Linked DNA regions of Homo sapiens: region 2 is linked to region 1. A link is a loop called in an ENCODE intact Hi-C map of the cell type or tissue named here. Cell type or tissue: HepG2. All regions are shown on one strand. Links, peaks and the distances in the headings refer to the core of each region. The heading gives the core; the rest is flanking DNA.

Region 1 (16,545 bases), core at 7,462-15,461:
CAAGGGAGGGGAAGCTCAGGGATGAAGCCCCAGCATCTTCTCACCAGAGTGCAGCTGGGAGTCCAGGATTCCATGTCCAGTCCTGCCTGCCTCTGAATCTGGAGTTCCAGCAAAATTAGGCAGAAGATCTGAAGACCACCGTGGGATCTCTAGTGGAACTCTAGGCCGTTCCGCTTTAGCAAGTTATCTCTTGGCACATTAGTTTGTGAATGGAGGCAGCTCGTGAGAAAGAGGCCGCAGACCCCACGGGCTTCTCACTCCTCCCCGAGGAGCCAGGGCCTGGTCTTAATTTCCAAAATGTTTCTGAATAGACTGATTTCTGTTCAAGGGCCTGTGACCTGGGGATCTATCCTGGCTGGAAGCTGTGGAGCCGAGGACGGGGCTCACGCTGAGGGACGTTGCCTGCACTTTGCTACCTGGTGTTTAGGGCTTGTCCAAGGACACGGCAGGAAGGGAATTTTGCCAAGCTGGCAAGAGCATGTAAAGGGAGGCCTGGCACATAAAGGAAGCCTGGGGGGTCTGCAGCTTCCCTCTCCCAGCACTGCTTCCATTCATGCGTTGATGCACCAGGAGACACCTTCCTAAAATGGAACAATCTACAGTGGTCTTCAGATTTTCTGCCCAATTTCACTTTATAGGCAGCAATGAGAAGAGACTCATCTAAGATGACCCAGTGAATGAACGGCTGGAACAGGACCAGAGACCAGAGAACAGGACCACAGACCAGCTCTCCTGGCAAGCAGTCTGCTCCCCAACTCTTCCCATTCATTCCTAGGAGAAGGGCACTGGGATTCCAACAGGAATCCTAGCACCAAAAGCTCCTAGCAAGGAGTTAAGAGTCGTGCTTTTTATAGAAACAGCCTCAATGGGCTGTGCTTCCCTGCCTGGGAGGGGCAACGATCGGGTCCCCATGCGGCTGCACCAAGGCTGATGGCTTGCTATGCGTCACTGAACCTCCATCTCTCCATCAGGGCAAATGAATCATAACTGATGCTCCGAAGGCAGTTTACATCTAAACATGCATGCTCCTGATGAGCTCTCATCTCCTTCCTCATCCTCCATCACTCCTGCCTCATGCTTCATGCTCCAGTGACCCCAGCCTGCCCAGAGTTCGTGGAATGCTCTGTGATGTTTCAGGATGCTGTCGCTGTGTGGCTGTCCCAGCAGCCTGAAATTGAGCCATCCCAGCCTGCCTTTTCCTGAGCCGTCCTTTGAAACAGGCTCAGATTTTCCCTTCTCCTGGAACCTTTCACACCCTGCCTCACCTTCAGCTGAATCATTTCTCTCTGCTTTGTGGTCCTAGGGCACCTGCCATTTTTCACCTGGAGCTCCTACCTGGATGCCTTGCACACCTGTCATCCCAGTGGGCTGTGAACTGCTTGAGGACTGGGCAGGTCCCTTTTTCTCCCACCTCCACTGCCTCTTGCAGGTACTGGGAAGACAGTAGGCATTCAATAAATATCAATGAAAGCCTGCAGTGGGCACTCAAAAAATACTGATATAAAAACTAAACTTGGCTGCCTGCACTGTGTCAGGCACAGTGGGACAGGAATTCTCTGCTCCAGCTGCACCTTAGCATCCCCTGGGGGAGGGTGGCTTTTAGAAATGTAGCTGGCACCTCACCCAGATGAAAACATCAACAGAACTTTTTAAAAACTCTCAAGGCAAACATAATCAGCCAGAGATGAGTCTGCTGGGCTGGGGGATAGAAAATGGTAAAGGCCTGTTTCCCCTGACTTTGAGACGTTGACATGACCAAACTGATATTTTTTTTCCAAGAAAGAAGAGTCATTCTTAAAGGAGGTGCTGGGAAGAGCAGCAAAGCCTCCCCTGACACCCTGTTGGAGACGCAGGTTCTGGAGCCCCACCCTAGACCTGCTGAATCAGAGACACTAACAAGGGTCTAGCCATCTGGGGGTGAACGTGCTCTGCAGGGGGCCTCAGGGTGCTGGAGTTTGAGAACCGCTGCTCTAAGACCTTGTCTCTCAGAGTGTGACCCACTCACCGCCACACCAGAAACACACAGGATGTTGTTAAAATGCAGATTCCCAAACCCCTTTCCAGATGGACTGGCGTGGAACCTTGGAGTTGCGGGGGGGGAGGTAGCATTTTATAGAAAGCTCCCCAGAGATTGTTAACCTTATGGAGACTGGATAACTAGTGCTCTAATCTAATGACAATGCTGATAAATACTATGTGCCCAACCCCTCCCCTCTCAAAGCCAGGACTTGGGTGATTAGGGCCTGGCTGCTCATCACACACTCATTCTTGGGGGTCTCCTGGGCCTTCCGTCTTTTGGGCCTCTTGGAATGCAGTTATGGTTGCCCATGACCCTGTTTCAAAGACTCTTTGGTCTGGTCAATGTCCACCCTCCACTGACACTCAGGAGCAGAGGAGCCCTGGAGCTCCCCCAACCCTCATTCTCCTTGCCAGTGTCTCCCCTGCGCCATCCCGCCTCAGAAAGGGACCTTGGAAAGTCATCTTCCTCCTGGGACGCCCGGCCCATCATCACCAACAGACAGCATAGACAACAGAGTTGCCACTTGAGACTCTGCGTCAACTTCTAGCTCTACCTCTGGGGCCAGAGAACTGCCAAGTCTTCTAACCAACATACATTTGGTGATCAGAAAACACCCTGTGGTGAGAGGGGGTGGGGATCAGCAGCACAGAGGGACCTCAACTTGTGCACATTTAAGCAAACACATGAGCTTTCCAGCTGCTGAGCCGGCAGTGTGATCACGCCCCATTCCACTTTTCTTCCATCAGCAAAACAATGCCAGGCCTGAAGGGAAATGGAGAGCTGTCCTGCCCAGGACGACAGCAGCCCCTGCTCAGTTTCCTGTTGTTCTCGCGATGGCGACCGCAGCCAAGTGGCCCCTTCGGATGCTCTGGGGGAAGCTTGCTTTGGGCTCCGCCAACTGCCTGAAAAGCACTCGCTCCGTATGGCACCTGCAGAGCCTTGTCATCGGAGAATTTTCTTTGGCCTCAGCCTTAGTGGGTGGGTCAGCATCTGCCTGTGGGGAAGAAGAATTTATTTTCTAAATTCTAGATTTACGAAAGAAAACATTTTGCCTTCAAAGCCACTGGTGAGCCCTATTGGGTACAGGGTGTGTTGAATTTCATCCACGTCTTACCATCTCAGGACCAAAAGAGAGGACCAAAGTTGTAAAAATAACCACATCACAGGCTGGAAAAGCCCATAAGAGAGAAACAAGGTCAGTGGTTTTTGAACTCGGTTCCAAGAAACCTAAAGGTGCCTCAAAAAGCGCATGGGGAGAGGGGACTGTGGGGTCTACTGAATATTAGCAGGGTGACTTTGGACAAATGAATTCCCTTCTGGAAACCTCACTTTCCTCATCTGTGAAATGGAGGTCATGTGCCTACCTTCCCTATGTCATAGAGTTATTGAGAGGATGAAATGGGACAGTTCTAGGCACCTGGTGACAGCTCGATGCACTTGGACCTAGTTTCAACCTGCAGGATGATTTGGCGGAAAGGACAAAGGGCATTTCAGGACAAAGGCTGGCAAAGCAAAGGCCAGCTGGCAGGTGTGTGTGCCATGTGTGGGGAAGGAGGAGCCGACCCCAAGTGGCTGGGCAGGGGGTGCTCCTTAGCTTCCAAGTGCTGGCCTCTCTCACTGACCCCCTCAGCTAAGCCTCCGTTCCAGGACACACGGACTTCTCTTTCCATCTGCCTCAGGGCATTTCCTTCCTGGACCCAAACTGATCAGAGACAGACAATGAGCTTCTTTATAACATCTTCCACAATTTAGGGTGAGGACATATAGAAAAGAAGTGGTCTTGCTGCTGGAAATGTTCGCAAACCCTTGTGACTACAGATTAACTTACTTCATTAGTTCTAGTAATGGTCATGGTAATAAAAAAGAAAAAACTTATCACCATTATCATCATCATTACTGCCAACATCGTCATCATCACCATCATCATCACCACCATCATCACCACCATAACCATCATCACTGTCACCATCACTATCACCATCACCATCATCATCACCATCACCATCATCACCATCATCACCATCACCATCATCACCACCATCACTGTCACCATCACTATCACCATCACCATCATCACCACCATCACTGTCACCATCACTATCACTATCACCATCATCACCACCATCACCATCATCACCACCATGATCACCACCATCAACATCATCACTGTCACCATCACTATCACCATCACCATCATCACCACCATCACCATCACCATCATCATCACCATCACCATCATCACTGTCACCATCACTATCACATCACCATCATCACCAACATCACCATCACCATCATCACCATCACCATCATCAACATCATCACCATCATCATTACCGTCATCACCATCATCATCATAACCATCATCACCATCACCATCACCATCACCATCAACACCATCACCATCACTATCGTCATCACCATCACCAACATCATCATCACTGCCAAGGAGAAGCAAGGCCATTGGATGGTTGTGGACAGTAATTTCCCCAAATAGATTTAGTGAGCAGGATACAGACTGCTAACACCAACATGGGTTGAGTCAGGCTAGTGATGTGTCACAGAATGAGACAGTGAAAGCCCCTGCCCTCAGGCAGCTAATGTTTCCAGGGGAGGAAGGAACTTGATCCATGCGCATTAGCTTGGTACTTTCACTGTGGGGCCAGTGGAAGTGAAGGGATGAAGTTGGAAGATAGAAGCTTGGCATTGTTTTGGCTTCAGCATCTCCAAGAATCGCAGATGAGCTTGATCTCACTGACTTCCAGCACTGGGATGACAGCCTGTGTTCAGAAGAAATGTGAAGCTGCCTTCAGACTGTGTGCTTGAGACTTGCCTGACCTGGGCCTGGAGAAAGGAAGCGTAGCCAGAGTGTAGATGGAGGTCCCAACTCTAACCCACCCCCAGAGCTCACAATATTTGCAAAATTATTTCAAAAATCTTTGTGTAAAAGCTCACACCTATAATCCCAGCACTTTGGGAGGCCGAGGCGGGCAGATCACGAGGTCAACAGATCGAGACCATCCTGGCCAACATGGTGAAACCCCGTCTCTATTAAAAATACAAAAATTACCTGGTCATGGTGGCACGCACCTGTAGTCCCAGCTACTTGGGACGTTGAGGCAGGAGAATCGCTTGAACCCAGGAGGCAGAGGTTGCAGTGAGCCAAGATCGCGCCACTGCATTCCAGCCTGGTGACAGAGCGAGACTCCATCTCAAAAAATAAAAAATAAACTTAAAAAATTAACTGAAATGTTAAGTATTGAACAAGGTGCATATCACACAATCCTATAGGGAGAGGAAGAGGTAGGATGTTGTCAGGCACTAAAAATGTCCTGCAGGCCCTCCTAACACATCACGATTTTCCAAAGGGTGGACCCACTGGACTGATTAGAGACAGGAAGAGGCATGGGGGTGGCAAATGTATATGTTCCATTTCTAGAATTCAGAGGCCAGTTTCCTTGTTTAGGGGGGCAAAAGTGTTTAAAATAGATAAATCACAAAGGAAAAATGAAAATTGTTCAATTTTGTTGTCAAGGTTACAACTCCCGCAGCATTAAAGCTGCAAGGCTTTGGCCAGGCTCAGTGGCTCACGCCTGTAATCCCAACATAAATGTTGGGAGGCTGAGGCGAGAGAATCACTTGAGCCCAGGAGTTTGAGACCAGCCTGGGCAACATAGTGAGACCCTGTCTGCTCAAAAAAATTTTTTTTAATTAGCTAGACATGGTGATACACACCAGAGCCTGAGGCAGGAGGATTGCTCGAGCCAAAGAGGTCAAGGCAGCAGTGAGCTATGATGGCACCTCTGCACTCTAGCCTGGAAGAGAGAGCGAGGCCCTGCCTCAAAACACACAAACAAACAAACAAACAAACAAAAACAGAAGAAGAAGAAGAAAAAAGTTGCAAGGCTTTGCTACAGAAATTTTCCTGGTGCTTCATGGAGCCTGTTTGGAGTTTCTGACTGCTGCCATTATGCTAATCACCACCACCGCCATCATCATCTTCCTCACCATCATTATCATCTTCATCTTCATCATCACTGTAATCATCACCATCATCATCAGGATCACGGGTGTCATCCTTATAATTACTGTGACTCATGTCAACAAGCAGCCCAGAGTGATTCTGTGGTTCTGAAGCTGCCGGGTGCAGGCCGGCAGCAGCAGACTCTTCTGGGAGGAGCTTCCTAAGACTTGGACGCTTTTCTCTTCAGCTCCTCTTTACACAATTATGGGTAACCAGGAGCCCAGCATTTTATGCACCAGCTGTAGCGTCACCTCTGTCCCCCAGTTTTACCCAGAGCCTGACCTCACAAGTCAATTACAGCTGTTTTCATTGTGCTCATCAGCTTCCAGCATCCACCCTGGCCTGGCTTTCAACAGAGGGTGGATTCCCATGAACTCTATTCTTTATGACCAGCTGGTTCCGATTAGAGATGAACCAATAAAGCCGGGAGTAATATAGTCGCAGCGTGTTCCTGAACGTAGCACTTCTCCACCATGTGCTTTCATTTACCAGCTGACCAATAAAACCTAGCCTTTCAACAAGGTGGATTTCATAGCTCACATATTTTGCTCATTTTGGTATATGCAGCTTTTTAGAGACTGAAAAAACAGGGGGGATGACATAGGCTTGGTGAGTGCGTAAGTGTGTGAGCTTTGTGGGGGTGTGAGAATGTGTGTGTGCGAATATGTGAGAGTATGTGCATGTGTGTGAATATGTGAGTATTTGTAAAAGTGTATGAGTGTGAGAGTGTGTGATGTATTAGGTCAGACGAAGCGTCTCTCTGACAGGCAGTAAGCATTGACTTCAGAGCATCTAAGATTTCTATACAAATGCTCCTTGTCAGCACCCTTGGTTAAAAGGATTATGAACATAAGAAGAAATATACAATATGGCATTTTCCTCCCTCATTTTTATGAGAATGAGAACTATTCCTTTCCTTTCTAAATATTTACTTTCCACCTGTTTTTTCGTTTCCCTTTAAAGATGGCCATGACTCATGAGTTTCTCTTGCCTTTGTGCTGGATGGAATTGTTGACTATGAAAACGGCAGTCACGTTTTAAGTAAGGAAAGTCCCACATTGTAGCTTTGTGGCCTGGGAGAAATTCTGTAGGAGTTCCAAAAAGAAGGAAGACAACCTTCCTATTAGGCCAGCCTGTCAAAAGAGGGCACTGTATTTTTTTAAGGTAGTTCAAAGGTGAGTAGAAAAAAATCCTTGGAAAACAGGCAGGAGTTTATCACAACCCTGCAGGGTACAAAGGTGCAGACTTGGTGCTTCTGTCTCCGGCTTGGTTCCTCAGTTAATTTCTTCCTCTCCCACATGGAGAGCTTGCATTGGGTGCAAACACCAGGCAGACAGAGGCAGCAAAAGTTCATCTTAAACAAGAAAATGGCCAGACACTGTGGCTCAGGCCTGTAATCCCAGCACTTTGGAAGGCTGAGGCGGGCGGATCACAAAGTCAGGAGTTCGAGACTAACCTGGCCAGACGGCGAAACCCCGTCTCTCTGAAAATACAAAACTTAGCCAGGCACAGTGGCAGGCCTCTGTAATCCCAGCTACTCGGAAGGCTGAGGCAGGAGAATTGCTTGAACCTGGGAGGCAGTGGTTGCAGTGAGCTGAGATCGCGCCACTGCACTCTAGCCTGGGTGACAGAGTGAGACTCTGTCTCAAAAAAAAAAAGACAAAAACAAAAACAAAAAACAAAACAAAACAAATAAAACACACATACATGAAAATGGTTTGAGAACAGGAGCACTAGGATGCTTCAGGTACCACTCAGCAGCCCAACTCCATCTAGATCAGGAGATGGGTGATGGGAGGGATGGTCCCTGCCAATCTCTGGTGCTGTGGCTCCTTGCCTCTGTGGTTCTGCACCACAGGTCTGGCTTGCTCCCCGATGATGCTGTTCACAGCTGAATCCCCACCTAAGCGCTGTGGCTGGCATTCAGCTGGTGCGCAATAAATGTGTGTGCCTGAATGTGTCATCAGGGAACGTGTGAGGAGGGTCCTGGGGAGGCTTGCTGAAGGAGGCAGGTTTGAGCCTGGTGGCGTGGATTCCGTTCAGGAGAGAAAAGATGGTTTTAGATGAGACTTGGAATTGAGTATTGGAATCACAAAAACAGAAGAGTGGAGACCACCAGCCTGGTCTCCTGCAAAGCAACTGGCAGGGTGCCTTTAAGAGCAGGAGCACTATAAACCATAATTTACCATTCATTCATTCATTCATTCATTCATTCATTCAGGAAATGAGGCCACAATGGTGAGTGACATCCATCCCTGCCCTCCTGGAACTCACCTTCCAGGTGGGAAAGACAGAAAATCAACAGACAAGACTGTGAGATTGTGGCCAGTGCTTGATGAAACAGAGCACTGCTGGGGTGATCAGAGAAGGCTCTTCTCAAAAATTCACGATGGAGTTAAAACTGAAGGGAAAAATGAAGGATCGCCATCCCCATGGAAGAGACAAGAACAGCATTCTGGGGAGAGGCAGCAGTGTGTGCGGAGGCCCAAGGTGGGCTCTACTGGCCATGCCCACAGATCAGAGAGGAGCTTGAGTGGTTGGAGGTCAGTGAGGTGAGACTCTAGCACTGGTTTCTCAGCCTAGGCTATGCACTAGAAATCCAGCAATCCAGGCTGCACCCCCAGAAAGCAGAATCTGGAGGCAGGACTGAGGGGGTCAATGTTTTTTCAAGGGCTGCCAGGGATGCCCATGGGCTGCCAGGGTTGAGCACCCCAGTGCCAGGCCGGGAGCAGGTGAAGTATGTTAGAACAGGAGAACGGTGAGCTGGATTGGACACAGATGGTGTCTGTGGAGACAGACAGAAATGGTGGCATCAAGGGAAGAAAGTCTGGGCAGATGCTCCAATGCTGAGAAACCAAAGGGATGGGCGGGGGACTGCGGAAGGCTGCCCTACAGAGGGGTATTACTTGGGGTCTGAGGATGTGTAGGATTTAGACAGTTAAAGGGAGGGGAAGGACAGGAATGGTCTGGATGAGCACTGCATCCAGAGGCACAGATGAAACTGGACACTTAAGGCAGACATAGGAAGCTCGGGTGGCCAAGGGGAGGGGACCCAGGAGGGGACACCCTGCGGCCAGATTGTGCAGTGCTGCAGGCTCACTGGAAACTGTCGAGTTTTCTTCTAGGGACTGTCCGCAAACCCAAGACGAGCACTGAGTGCCAGGAGTTTATTTGGGTGGATCCCAAGAAGCTTAGTAGCAGCGTGAGGACGTGTGACAGGGAAGGGAAGGAAGCCACGGTGGGGAGTGCTGACAGTCAGGCTTCCCTAGGGACACCTGGACTCGGACCCATCAGAGGCTTCCTGGAGACAGTGGGGAGCACCCCTCAGGTGGTCTGCATGAGCGGTGAGGGAGCTGGGGTATTGATCCTTCAACCCAAGCTGGCGGAGGCTATTCCTGGGCCATCCACCCTACAGCAACTCTTTCTGCCCCTGCGTGGGTTGAGCGTGCTCCCTCAGCCAGAGACACCCATGGGATGGGGCCACTGGTGCTGGCAGCAAGAAGCCACCTGCAAATGGACTGAGGCCCGCAGCTGTGATACTAGCCTGGCTGCATGTTAGAGTCACTTGGTGACCTTAAAAAAAATAACAATAAAAGCATATTAGAGTCACTCGAAGAATTTTTTGAAGAATCAAAGCACACATGCACACACACACACACACCAAACACATATCACGTTCATACATCACATACACACAAATCACACACACACATAAACACACATGGACACATACCACACACATCACACACATCACACACATCACATACACACATCACACACTACACACAAATCACACACACATACACACACATCACACACACACACATACACACCACACATATCACACATACACCATACACACATCACACACACATAAACACACACCACCCACACATCACATACCACACACATACACACACCACAAACCACACACACATAAACACCACATACACACACAACACACCACACACATACGCACACACATACACATACACCTGGAGGTTCAGGTTGGCCTGCGAGGCCCAGGCTCAGTATTTTTATGAGTATTCCAAGTGATTTCCAGGTAAAACCAGACAGAGATCCCCTGCCTAAGTAACAGGGAGTATTATAAGGGTTGTAGGCATGAGAGCCAACTTGACCTGAAATCTGTGTCCCAAAACTGTGCTCAGGCTCTTGATCTGGGGTGGTTATGGGTGCTGGGCAGAGGTAGCCCTGCCTGGGGAAATCAGCAGGCACTTTTCTTGGCTTGAACGTGATTGTCCGCTAAAATTTAATAACCCAGGCTTTTTCTCCGTTTCTCTTAAAGTGAGTAAGTTTTTGCTGGCATGCAAGGAAAGAAAAACAATCAAGTACAAATATTCCTCACTTGGAACTTTTCAAAAGAGACAACGTGTAGAGGAAATGTCCAGTTGCTTCCTTTTGCAGAGGGTCACTGCAGCCGCGTGAACTCCTGCCTCTGAACTCATCACACAACGTCCCTCCTCACTGCAGCCGCGTGAACTCCTGCCTCTAAACTGGTCACACAACGTCCCTCCTTAGCCCAGCGGCTGCATTGTCACTTTTCGGTAGGAGAGTGGAAATCAGGTCAACCTTCCCATTAGGCCAGCCTGTCAAAAGAGAACACTTTATTGTTTCAAGGTAGTTCAAAGGTGGATGGAAAAAAATCCCTGGAAAAACAGACAGGCGTGCATTGCAGCTCTGCACAGTACAAAGGTGGACACTCGGTGCTTCTGCCTCAGGCTTGGTTCCTGGGTCAATTTCTTCCTCTCCCACATGGAGGGTCCTCATTGGGTGCAAACACCAGCTAAACGGAGCCAGGAAAATATCACCCACAAAGGGAGTGGGCGGCCTTGCCCATCATCCGGTGGAATGGCTTCCTTGGAGGAGGCATGTTTTCTATGTCTGCATGAGGAGTGTTTTAATTTCTTCCCGTTGCTAGCAGGACAGCGTCATCCATGTGGCTAGGGGTGGGCTTTGGGCTTTTCTTTTTTCTTTTCTTTTTTTTTTTTTTTTTTCCGATACAGGGTCTCACTCCAGTTGCCCAGGCTGGAGTGCAGCGGCACCATCTCACCTCACTGTAGCCTCAAACTCCCGGCCTCAGGTGATTCTCCCAGCTCAGCCTCTCGAGTAGCTGGGAATACAGGAGCATGCCACCACAGCCGGCTAATTTTTTGTGTTTTTAGTAGAGACAGAGAGGCAGTTTGCTATGTTGCCCAGACTGATCTCAAACTCCTGGGCTCAAGTGACCCGCTTGCCTAGGCCTCCCAAATTGCTAGGATTACAGGCATAAGCCACCACACCTGGCCCTAGAGGTAGGCTTTCCAACTTTCTGGTGAATACCATCATTTAACGTTCACCTGCCATGTGTCAGGTAAGAAGTGACACTGGGGACTCAGCCTTGACTGTCTCATGCAGGAGGATCGGGGAACTCTTTCTGAGGAAGGTGGTGCTTTGGCTGATGCATTCCACACTTTTCTGGTTTTATTCTCTTGATGGCAAACGCTCACAAAATAGAGATGAGCAAAAGCACCATAAGAATCTCTCAAAATTATGGTGACCAAGTAATTTATTAGCCAAATTGGGACACTTTGGAAGTGACAGAAGACACTGTGATTAATTGATTAATTACACCAGGAAAAACCCGGCAGGAAGCAGTGCTATTTGGAGCCAAATGGGCCATCTGGGAGCTCTGCTCCTAACTCCGCTCCCAGCGGCAACCACCACCAACGTCTGGAGCACATTCTTCTGGCCCTTTTTCTACGAAGAAGTACAGACAATGTTTTCCATGAAGACGGGATCTTGCTCTGCATTCTAATTTGAAGGTGACCATGGACTTCATGGTCCTAAGTGGGAGTGTGAAGAGTGAGAGGGGAAGAGTCAGATACTCCTGCTGGGACAACAGGATGTAAGGCCACCGTCGCTATTTTGAATCCTGTCTTTTTTCCACTTGAAACATCATAGCATCTTTCTATTTTACTAAGTGTTTTCTTTTCCCATAAAAACATTTCTGATAGCTGCCTAGTATTCCAGCATGCAAGCGTGCCATCTCCTCAGCTGAACATGTTGATGGTCTCCCATTATTCTGCTGTCAAAACAGTGCTGGGGTGATCATCCTTTGAGCCAGTGCCTGATGCAAATCCATGATTATTTCTCCAGGACAAATGCTTAGTTTTTAAAATGTAAATTTTAAGATTAAATTGCTAGGCAGAAAGGTATGGGCTCCTTTTAAATACTTCAGCCCTGCTTTACCCAACCATCCCTTGTGAAAATTAATCCCCCCACCCCGACTGCTGGGTGTAAAGGGACAATGATGGGATGATTGTGTTTTAGATTCTTGGACTATTTGGTAAGTGAAAAGCGGCCGTGTTGAGCATGGAGGGTGAGTGGGAACTGTCAGAAGAAGCAGGGAGGTGGGGTATTCCAAGTAGGTGGAAAGACTCACCCAAGGCGAGGGGTAATGGAAAACTGCCCAGTTTGGAGGTTCTGTTTATCATCAATGTTTTGCATTTTAGAAAACTAGACCACCTTCATTTCTGGGCCCATAAATAGATTGAGAACAAATACAGATTATAAATATATTAACTCATCCCACTTTGACCCTCTTTTCCAAAATAAACATAACTATTAACAATAATGGCTCTAACACCTTCCTGTCTGCAGCCGTGGAAATAGTAACTGCATGGCCATATCTCAAACACCCTTAAGCTAGTGACACGAGGTTTTTCTGTCTCCATTTCTACAGTTGGGGAAACTAAGGCCTAGAGGAAATTCCATACTCAGCCTGTAGTCAACTTTGGGTTTCCAGTTTCCCTTTGCTGGGTTGCTGTGATTTCTAATCACACCAGATTCCCAGGTTTCTGAATATGGTGATGATGGTGATGATGATGGTGGTGGTGGTGGTGATGATGGTGATGATGGTGGTGGTGATAATAATGATTGTGGTAATGATGATGATAAGGATGGTGGTGATGGTGGTGATGGTGATGATGGTGATGATAAGGATGGTGGTGATGATGGTGATGGTGGTGATGGTGATGATGGTGATGATGGTGATGATAAGGATGGTGGTGATGATGGTGATGGTGGTGATGGTGATGATAATGGTGGTGGCAATGGTGATGATGGTGATGATGACAATGGTGGTAATGACGATGGTGGTGGTGATGATGGTGATGATGGTGGTGGTGATGATGGTGACGGTGGTGATGGTGATGATAATGGTGGTGGCAATGGTGATGATGATGATGATGGTGATGGTGATGATGACAATGGTGGTAATGATGATGGTGGTGGTGATGATGACGGTGGTGGTGATGATGACAATGGTGGTGATGGTGATGATGGTGGTGGCGGTGATGCTGAAGATGACGGTGATGATCATGGTGGAGATGAAGGTGATGATAATGACAGTGGTGATGGTGATGACGATGGTGGTGGTGATGATGGTGATGATAATGGTGGTGGCAATGGTGATGATGGTGATGGTGATGATGACAATGGTGGTAATGATGATGGTGGTGGTGATGGTGGTGATGGTGATGATAATGGTGGTGGCGATGGTGATGATGATGATGATGGTGATGGTGACGATGACAATGGTGGTAATGATGATGGTGGTGGTGATGATGACAATGGTGGTGATGGTGATGATGGTGGTGGCAGTGATGCTGAAGATGATGGTGGTGATCATGGTGGAGATGAAGGTGATGATAATGACAGTGGTGATGGTGATGATGATGGTGGTGGTGATGATGGTGATGGTGGTGATGGTGATGATAATGGTGGTGGCAATGGTGATGATGGTGATGGTGATGATGACAATGGTGGTAACGATGATGGTGGTGATGATGACAATGGTCGTGATGGTGATGCTGGTGGTGGTGGTGATGGTGGTGATCATGGTGGAGATGAAGGTGATGATAATGACAGTGGTGACGGTGATGATGGTGGTGGTGATGATGGTGATGGTGGTGATGGTGATGATGGTGATGGTGATGATGACAATGGTGGTAACGATGATGGTGGTGGTGATGATGACAATGGTCGTGATGGTGATGCTGGTGGTGGCGGTGATGGTGGTGATCATGGTGGAGATGAAGGTGATGATAATGACAGTGGTGATGGTGATGATGGTGGTGATGGTGATGATGATCATGATGGTGATTGTGGTGATTACAGTGATTATGATGATGGTGATGATGAAGACAGCGATGACTAACAGTTATATGAAACTCACCACATGCTGGCCCTGATCTATGTCCTTTGTATAACAAGTCATTTCATTCTCATAATTACCCAGGGAGTGAGGAATTATCAGTATTCCTATTTTACTGATGACTAACTTGAGGCTTAAAGGGTGAAGCCCTTTGTTCAATCTCAAAAATGACATTTTAAAAACACTCGTTCTGGGAGTAGTGACATACAGAAATACTCATTCTGGGAGTAGTGAAAATAAGAAGTTTTGTTTCTTTGGATGCAGAAAATATTACTATAAAAACTTGTTTTTAGCTCATTTGGGAACTAAGGTCAGCAGGGTCTCCTTGCCTTTTCTTTTCTTTCTTCTTTTTTATATATTTATTTTTAAATATTTGAGTCTCCATTTCACTCACAGTCTGTGAAAAACATTTGTCCCTTTGGAGGTGTTTATTCACCCTGGAAACCTGGCTGCCATCCAAGCGCCATTTTCCAGCTCTCAGTGTAAACCAGGGATGCACGTGCTCAAAACAGAACACAGCGAGGTGGCGCTCATTTGTTGAAACCCCCTCGAACCCCACATTGTTTACTTCCTTGCTTTCACCTTGTTTATTGTACCAAAAAAACCCAGCACAACATAAAATGAAAACCAGGCAGAACAGGCGGAGTATGTTCAGGATTTTCCATAGGTGCTCAGCATTTTCTGATGACTTGGCAGAGGGAGGAGATGGATGAAGAAAGATCCGTCACAGCCGTGCCGCACCAGTAGAGTCGGCTCTGTGGAAGCCTGGAGGTGCTTTACAGCCGGGCGGGTCGTGTGACAGGCTCTCCCTGAAACTTCATGGGCCTTCAAGAAGGGCACTGTGCTAGCTGCTAAGAGTCAAATGGAGGAGAAGCCTGAAATTTGTGAACGTAAGGAACTTCAGTCTAGGGTGTGGGGTGGGCAGAGAAGTAAATAGGCAACTACAATGTCACATGGGACAGTCCGTGGTGGGGTACAGCTGAGACCGTTCCACTTTATATCCACTTTATTGACGATACACAAGGAGTTCATGCTTCCCTGCCTCTCTTGCAGGCAGCTGGGTGATTAGCTCTGGACAACAGACTGTGAGCAACAGTGACACGGGCCACTTTGGATCCTGGGCAGTTGAGGCAGGAATGAGTTCTCTCTACTCTTTGCTCCCTGCTGTGCCCAGGAGTGGTGCCTCCTTCAGTCTGAGTCCCTAACAATGGTGTGGAACAGGGACCTGGGCTTTCTGGAACATGCCATGTGAGTGAGAAGCAGATGTGGGTTGCATGAAGTCCCTAAGGTTTCAGGGTTTATTTCTGACTGCAGCCCAACCTCGCTGGTCCTGGCTGGTACAAGGGAGCAGTTGCACAGTGCTCTGGGCAAGAGGCAGATGGCAGGGTAGACGGGGCTCAGCAAAGGCTTCCCATGGACAGGAGAGGCAAACTGAGCCCTGATGGAGCTGGCCAGGTGACCAGCAGAGGAAGAGCATTCCAGACAGAGGGAACAGCACATGCAGGTGTTGGGGGAGGACTCTGCATGTCCAGGACTGGGCGGGAGCACCCAGAGCAGACGGAGCGGAGCACGCAGGTGCAGCCTACAGGGGAGGGAGTTGGAGCCCTGGGTTGCACCCTACAGGGGTGCTCTTTATCACAGTGACCAAGGAGAGTCGCTCAGGCATATGTATATATATTTTAAACCAATTCAGCAATTCTTTAATAGTCGTTGGGCAGTTAGCTTTATACAGATGCCTAGTGTCTTTGTCAGGCTTATAGAATGATATTTTCATTTACATTTGCCTGAGGTTGCCTTTTTTTTTCTTTCTTAACTTTTAGGTTCAGGGGTACAGGTTCAGGTGTGTTACATAGTTAAGTTGTGTGTCATGGGGGGTTGGTTGTACAGATTATTTTATTTAGTCACCCAGGCGATAAGCATAGTGCCAGATAGGTTGTTTTGTTTTGTTTTGTTTTTTGAGACATTCTCACTCTGTAGCCCAGTCTGGAGTGCAAAGGCGTGATCTCGGCTCACTGCAATCTCCCCATCCCAGGTTCAAGCAATTCTCCTGCCTCAGCCTCCCAAGTAGCTGGGATTAAAGGCGCCCCAGTATGCCCAACTAATTTTTTGTATTTTTATTAGAGATGGGGTTTCGCCATGTTGGCCAGGTTGGTCTCGAACTCCTGACCTCAGGTGATCCACCCCCATCGCCCTCCCAGAGTGCTGGGATGACAGGTGTGAGCCATCACACCCTGTCCCAGGTTTTTGATCCTTACCCTCCTCCCTCCCTCCACCCTCCAGGAGGCCCTG
Region 2 (8,463 bases), core at 1-8,000, 270 kb before region 1:
TGTTCACTGCGGCATCCGAATGTGATGAGAAGAAACCCATGAGGCTGTGGTTCCCACCTGCTCTGCACCAAGGATGACCTGGGAATTTTGGATTCGCCCAGCATCTGTGTCCTAACCTCAGACCCTGGTTCACTTGGCCTCTGGTGAAACCAGACAGGTGTATTTTTATAAGATCCTCAGGCAATTCTATTGATTCTGCAACCAGAGCTGAGAGCCCCTGCAGTGAGGTATATATGCCACTGGGTGCATTTGTAGGGGTAGAGAGAAGACGTACTCAGCATTAGCTATCATTTCTCTCTTTTCACCTATGCATATTTATATACAAGTTTTGTTTGTTCAGAGTAGACTCTCAGCATCTTTCTATGACCTCAACTACCCTTTTTCTTTATTCTGTGTAGATTTGTCTTTCAATAAAATACCACTGTAGAAGTTATATGTGTTCATACAGGAAATGTGTAATATTCAGAAAGGTGGTAAAAAGGGAACAAACCTGTAGCCCCACAATTACTTGTAATAATCCTGCCTCCAAGAGTGTATGCTTGGTATTTCCAATGTATTTTGGTGTTACTTTTGGTATATCATCTTTCTCTAAGTTGTTTGTATTTCATTAATGCTACCACAATTACCTCCACCACGACAATTACCTCCACCACCACAATCATCACCATCATCATCATCATCACTATCGCCACCACCACCATCATTATCATCACCATCATCACCATTATCACCACCATCACCATTATCATCACCATCATCACCATTATCACCACCATCACCATTATCATCACCACCACCATTATCACCACCATCACCATTATCATCACCACCACCATCACCACCACCACCATCACCACCCTCACCGTCATCACTATCATCATCACCACCACCACCATCATTATCACCATCATCATCGCCACCATCATCATCATAACCATCACCATCATGACCACCACCATCACTATTAACATCACTATCATCACCACCACCACCATCACCACCACCACCATCATCACCACCATCATTATCACCGTCATTATCATCACCACCACCACCACCATCATCACCCTCACCATCACTATCACCATCATCATCATCACCATCATCATCATCACCATCACCTCCACCATCAACACCACCATCATCATCACCATCACTATCACCATCATCATCACCATCACCATCATCACCATCACCACCACCATCACTATTAACATCATTATCATCATTACCACCACCACCATCATCATCATCATCATCATCACCATCATCACCCTCACCACCATCACCATCATCATCACCATCATCATCACCCTCACCACCATCATCACCACCATCCTCACCACCATCATCATCATAATCATCACCATCACGATCATTATCATCACCATCATCATCACCCTCACCACCATCACCATCATCACCACCATCCTCACCACCATCATCATCATAATCATCACCATCACGATCATTATCACCACCATCATCATCACCATCATCATCATCACCATCATCACCCTCACCACCATCACCATCATCATCACCACCATCATCATCATCTTCACCATTATCATTACCATCACTATCATCATCATCACCACCGCCACCATTATTATAACAATCATCACCACCACCACCATCATCACCATTACCATCATTATTATCTTCATCATCATCACCACCGCCCTTGCCACCATTGTCATCATTACTGTCACTAAGTTGCATTTCAACATTGCCTGTGCAGTGCACATGCAGATTACTGGGGACAGAGAACTCTGCAAGTCATGCTTCTTTTACTTTAATTGCTGACAGCTTGGTAATGGAGGCAGGTGAGTGAAAAATATTTATTTATTAAAAGTTTTAATTTTGATATAATTGAAGATTCACAGGAAGGTGCAAAGAAATGTACGGGGAGGTGAAAGAGACTTATTTTGTACAAGAATTTTCATATCCACTTTCTCATTCTTTTTTAACCACCTTCATGTGAGGTAGGCATTACCATTTTCTCCACTTACATACACACTAACACAGGGACACTCAGAGAGGGTTAGGTGGCTTTTCTTAAGGCACATGGCTAGTCAGTTTCAGAATTAGTCCTGCAATTGAGAGTCCAGCACTCCCAGCCCTCTGGTTCATTCTGACCTCCTGCTGTAGCATCTGGCACCAGGGATTGGGAACAAAGACTTCTGCCAAGTGACCCCTGGTTGGCAGGTCCAGTCAGTGACTTTGCTGTCCTCTCCATCATTCTCATGGGGGAACCATGCTGGCTTCTCTCTCTAAGCCTTGTCAGGATCTATTTCTTTTTTCAGGTTGATTTTTATCCTTCCTGAAATTACAGGAATAACTGTTGGTTAGAACTGTGACTTCTGTTGTCTGTGTAAACCAGTGAATCTCAATCTGGGCTAAGCACTGAAATCACTCTGTGTGTGTGTGTGTGTGTGTGTGTGTGTGTGTGTGTGGCAGGGGGAGCAGCTTTAAAGGTGCTGGCAGCAGTGTGGCAACCCCAAATGGTATTTCAGAAACCTTCCCAAATGATTCTAGTGTAACAGATTTTGGGAACCAGTGGTTTTGACATCATTAAGGGAAGGCTTGACATCAAGTGCCCAGATTATTCAGAAAAACCACTTGGCATGAAGGAACAAAAAAGTGGGTTCAGGGCTGAAAGAAACAGCCCAACTGTTTGGTATTACACAAGCCCTGTACCCTCATCTCTTTGTCCACGCTCTTGGGAGAAAGATTGAGCACACAATCTTTGCCCTATATCATATCATTTAATCATTTCAACAACTCCAGGAGGTTGGCTAGAGTCTCTCCATTAGACAGATAAGAAACTGAGGCTGGGGTGTGGGACTTCATGAGTAGCACACAGGAAGAGGCTGAGTCAAAAATTGAGGTCAATTTCTTCTAGAACCCTTGCTGTCCTTCACACCATCTTCTACGCTGCCCATACTAGAGTTTCACAAATGTTAAAACACATTTCAGTGCCGTGTAAAGGAAGTGCATGCCTTTAGGAATATCCATAGAGGAAGAGGGTGGCTTACATTTTTCCATGATGAAGAACATGCCTTGTACCTAGTGGTCTTTGTAATCAGCATAGTTTATCATTTCTCATCTAACAAATAGTGATTGCCATTAACTGCCAGGCTGTGATATGCCTTAGGAATATGTCAATGAACCAGACCCAGGTCCTGACCTTCAAGGGCTCATATTCTGGTGGGAAAAACTAGAGAAGCAAATTGACATGCGCCAGCCATCTAAGGCAATTTGGACATTTATGGTTACTCAAAATCTTTTAAACACTCTTCAGTTTCTGATAGGTTCACGTACTTCAAATCCTACCTTCCCAACATAAAACAGGAAGAAAGCCCTGCTTGTCTCTGTGTGCTAGCCATCTGGAGTCAACCACCGAGACATGCAGGGGCGAACCCTGGATTTCTCAGGGAGGCAGGTGAGCAAAGGAGAGGGCATGGTGTGCTGGCTTTGCTGCTGTGGACCATGGAGGTGGTTCTGGAGCCAACAGCTGTGGCAGCCCCTTTCTGTGTGATTTGAAGGCTTCTGATCCTAGAAGAGGCAGCAGTTTCCTTGGTGCTCATTTCTGCAGTATAGTGCAGGGAGTCGCCCCTGGAAGCTCAGCCTCAAATCTGTTTTGTAAGTTTTGCAAATATTCTATAAGTGTGCATCCCTTAATATAAACACTTTCTGTGTAAATGAAGGAGAGTTTGAAGTAAAACTAAGGCCGATAAGAATGATAAGATATATGAGGGGCTAATAGTAATTTTAATATTTTCTGATTACTTGGCCTCCACTTGGATTGTCGTAAGCACTTCACATGTACACAGTATTAACTCATTTACTTTTCCCTTTCAGTTAAGAACTATTGTTTTCCCTTATTTACAGATGGATGAGGTAACAGAGGTTTAAAGAGCTTAGTCATTTGCCCAAGTTCACGTAGCTAGTAAGTGGCAGGCTGGAGTCTGGATTCAGACTCACTGGCTTTGGAGCAATGCCTTTAACCACTGTACTCCGCACCTCCCATTGTTTGAAGCAGCCTTCTATGGCATGAGGGCTCCTTGCCCCTAAGCTTAGGAGCCAAAGAAGTAGAGCAACAAACTCATCCCAGTTTGCCGGGGACTTTCCCAAGTTATTATTGAAAGCCTGGGTCCCAGGAAACCCTTTTGTCCTGGGTAAGCTGGGATGGTTACTCACCCTATGGAGAATTACTCCATAGTCACACTATGGAGAAGGGTTTCTAACCCAATCCTAAAGGATTAGTAGAAGCCACTTGTACATTTATTTCCTCCAGGAGGAGCTGAGCAGGGACTGGAGCTTCTTCCTCTTTTTATCCCCAGCACATGACCAGGGCATGTTCTCTGCCAGGTGCTCAATGTATAGTTGTTGAGTGAGGAGATGAAGCAAAACTTGTATTGAACATCGCTACACCCAAGATGTGAAAAACAATGTAGTTTATTCTTACTGAATGATGACCAGATGCCAGGAACCCAAATGAGTATGGAGGATACATCTGTGAATGACACACAGGCCTTTGCCCACATAGGGCTTTCAGTAGGGAAGACAGTCAATAATGGGATGATGATGGTGATGATGAGGATGCTGATGCCGAAGATGATGATGATGATGATGGTGATGAGGATAGGGATGATAATGACGGTGATGAGATGATGGTAATGGTGATGCTGCCGAAGGTGATGATGGTGATGATAATGATAATAGTGATGATGATGATAGGTGATGATGAAGCTGATGATGATGATAGAGGATGATAATGGTGGTGATAATAATGGTGATGGTGGTGATGATAATGATGATGATGGTGGTGGTGATGATAATGATGGTGATGAGAGGGTGGTGATGGTGATGGTGGTGATGACGATGGTCATGTGTCAAGCTCTGTGCTGAGGTCTTTATATGCATGTTCTCTTTAATTTTCAAGCAAACCTAGAGGGTGAGTACTATTGTGTCTACTTTACTAGTGGTGTTCTACTGATAGTTTCTCCAGGTGGAAAAGCCAGTCCTTGGCAAAGTATCATACCGGGTAGGTGCACCTATCTTTAAAGTTCTTAGCCACTTTTCGGTATCATCTAACCGGGCATGAAAGTATTAGGAATACACGGCCAGTGCTTGCGGGCTCACCTCATAAAGTGAAAGAGACAGGCAAGGAAACACCCTCTTAGCAAACAGCATCCTACACAGAAGTCCTTGGTCTGCATGGCACATCACAACCATCTAGGGAACTTAGCAAAATGTGATACGTGGACCCGGCCCGCAGAGATTCTGATGTATTTGGCTTGAGGTTGGTGCACACTTACCTGGTGATCTTTGTGCACATTTATGGGTGGGAGCCATTAATCTTATAGAATCCAGCAGAGGTCTAGTACAGTGGTCCTCAATTGAGGGCAGTTGGCAATGTCTAAAGACAGTTTTGGTTGTCATGACTGACAGAGGGATGACACTGTCACCCTACAAAGCACAGGACACTCCTCACAGCAGAAACTTATCTGATTCAAAATGTTAACAGTGCTGAGGTTTGAGAAACCTTGTATGATCCCTCTTTGTGAGGTCTTGACTCTGAAGAATGGAGTAATGGTATAAGTCATGTTTCTATTATGTTCTCATCTCCCTGTGAGAAGTTCACAGAGCTCTGGGATTTTGAAGCTAAAGGGCATAGAATACCTCTTAAGCAGGGCTGCCTTTTATGACCTTCTAGACTAGTGAACCAAAAAAAGAGTAACTTAACAATGTTTAGTTGCCACATTAAAAAAAGTAATAAGAAACAAGTGAACAAATTTTAGTAATATGTTTTATTTAACCCTACATATCCAAAATACTATTGGCCGGGCATGGTGGCTCACGCCTGTAATCCCAGCACTTTGGGAGGCCACGGTGGGTGGATCACCTAAGGTCAGGCGTTCGAGACAAGCCTGACCAATATGGTGAAACCCCGTCTCTACTAAAAATACAAAAATTAGCCCGGCGTGGTGGCGGTTGCCTGGAGTCCCAGCTACTCAGGAGGCTGAGAGAGGAGAATTGCTTGAATCCAGGAGGTGGAGGTTGCAGTGAGCCAAGATTGCGCCACTGCACTCCAGCCTGGATGACAGAGTGAGACTCCATCTCAAACAAACAAACAACAAAATTCTACCATTTCATCGTAATTTAATTGAATAAATAATGGCTACTTTACTTTTTTTGGTTTAAGTCTTCAAAATCCTGTTCATTGTTTGTGCTCAGCACATCTTGGCTTAGACTGGCCGCAGGTCATGTGCCCAAGATGCACGTCCAGTGGTCCCTGCATGGGACAGTGAGGCTTCTGTCTCCCTTGGATTGCCTTTCATGCGCTGTTATAGAATTCTGCAGCTCTTTATGGACTTGTCACAGTGGCAATAAGGTAATTATTTGCTCATGAATATGTTTTGCATCTGTCTCTCCCCGCTACTCATAAGCTCTGTGGAGGCAGAGGTTTATTCTATTTGCTGCTCCCATTTTTTTCTACAGCGTCTAGCCTAGTGTCTGTCACACAGTGGGTGCCCCAAAACTACTTGCTAAAGGATGAATTTTTCCCTTACTGCTGACTCTCTTGCTGGAGTGAAAGTCCCCAGCTCATTACAACCAAGTGCTTGGAGCATAATAGACAATAAAAGCTTGTGGAACGGACGTGAAATCTTGTGAAGGTGCCCTCTTCCTCTCCACGTTTCCTTCCTGCTTCTGAAGGCTCCTTCCGTGCAGGGGCGCCCCCACCCCTTTACTCACTCAGCTCTGGAGAGGAGTGGGTGGGAGGGCTGATCTGATTCATAAACAACAGTAGAATTAATGGGATATTGCGACCCAGCCTGGCTCTTCTTCCCCCTGGCAGTGGTGAAATTTTATGTTGTTCCTTTGTGCACTGGCTTTCAGAAGGGGCTGCCCACATCCACCCTAATGAAGTGTGGGGGCTTCAGTGGCCCCAGGCTGCTGTAGCTGCACGGGTGAGTCTGTTGCTCACTGTCAATCTAAGCCACCGGCTCCCAGCTGAGCTTTCATAGCAAAAGTTTTGGCTTCTCTTTGCCCAAGTCTGTCATTCCTCAAGCGGTTTAGAATTCAGGCAACCTCCTGGTTTTACTGGAGAGAACCTCACTGAAGGGCAGCGGGGGGAAATGAACTTCCCCAAGATACAAAATCTTACAGTCAGGGCCGACGGGGGGTTCCCAGTGCCCAGTCTGGGGTGCAGCGGGTTTCAGCTTACCTCATATGAAAATGCTAATTGGATGGGAATTCTCAACTCTGGAGGACCACCCTGAAGAATAAAAGAGCAGGGCAGTATTTACACCACCATGGACAAGACCCAGGGGCTTGGTTTTTTATCTCCACAACTTCTCGGAGGGACAGGGAAAACTTTCAAACTGCAGATTCAAACTCCGGATTTATAGGATTTCCAGAGAGTTGTGTCCCCTTCCCCTTTGGTGAGAAGGATGCCCTCGGGGAGCTGGAGTTGTGATGAAGGGGGTTGGGGAATGGGATAGGAACAAGGAGGGGAGGTGGCCACCGCGGACTGGGAGAAACAGCAAAAGTCCTTCGAGCTCCATTAAGAGCAAGTGGCTGTCTTTCCCGGCAACAGAAATTCTCCATGGGGCTCCTCATTTATGTCACAGAGCTGAGCTTGAAGTCAGGCCAGAGATGCTGTGCTCTGCATGGGTACATGATTATGATGCGGTGTGTCTGTGTGTGTGTGTGTGTGTGTCTGTGTCTGCGTGTCTGTGTGTGGCAAAACTAGGGGGCAGAAAGAGGCTTTTGGGGGGATTTAGAACCTCTACCTTTGACTCAGTCTATCCTCAAATGGAGGGAGATCCCTGCCAGCCTCCCGGCACCCTCCCCTCCTCTCCATTTTAAAGCTATCCTCTGAGTTCTTGAATCAGTGTCTCTGAGTGCTTCCCAAGCCTTTGTTTTCATTAGCAAAGCAATATGTAATAATAGTTGTTAAAATAATTGTATTTCTGTTTTTACATCTGTAAAGATTAAGTTAAACAGTATGAAGCCCATTAAACTATTTCATGACACGCTGCTGTAAATTGCCCTGCATTCCCACTGCTACTATTATTCCAGAGTAAACTTCAGAGATCGGGCGGCTGCCATGAAGGGTTATTTATAGCGGCTCATTCATCAATAAAAAACTTCAAAAGGAATCTGTTATTCTTCTACTGAGAAGCCAAAGAAAACTCACATAAAGAGAACCCCGTTAAGAAACAAAGTGGAGGCAACCGCAAGACATTTAGTTAAGTAAAATCCTGATTTCTAACAAATACCATGTTGCAAAAAGAGATTGCCAGCAAACGTGAATCCATTTAAACAACTCGGTTCCCATTGGAGAGTTAAAAGAAGCTGTTAAGCAGTTGTATTTACCTTGGCTTCAAAGGGCCCGGGACCCCTCTTTGGGTTTAAACATGTAATAGGTTTGTGATCTTGATGTAGCAA

What was found. A loop is a pair of places that touch in the nucleus more often than their neighbours do. Peaks named below come from ENCODE experiments on the same cell type or tissue, not always from the same donor. Only the 100,000 strongest peaks of a DNase experiment are listed, where the experiment ranks them.
Region 2: it touches region 1 in a loop (2.8-fold over the local background); 3 of 110 quality-filtered maps call a loop at or near these places.

What each region holds. Positions count from the first base shown.
Region 1 is chr16:86,848,065-86,864,609 of GRCh38, forward strand. No RefSeq gene overlaps it. Among named protein-coding and RNA genes, the nearest start is that of LINC02188, 130 kb to the left of the region's middle. RefSeq lists an enhancer at 2,298-2,798. In HepG2, for the core only: no CTCF peak of the experiment used is centred there; a DNase peak (open chromatin) is centred at 10,677; H3K27me3 peaks cover 270 bases.
Region 2 is chr16:86,586,750-86,595,212 of GRCh38, forward strand. No RefSeq gene overlaps it. Among named protein-coding and RNA genes, the nearest start is that of FOXL1, 12 kb to the left of the region's middle. In HepG2, for the core only: no CTCF peak of the experiment used is centred there; a DNase peak (open chromatin) is centred at 3,932; H3K27me3 peaks cover 2,475 bases.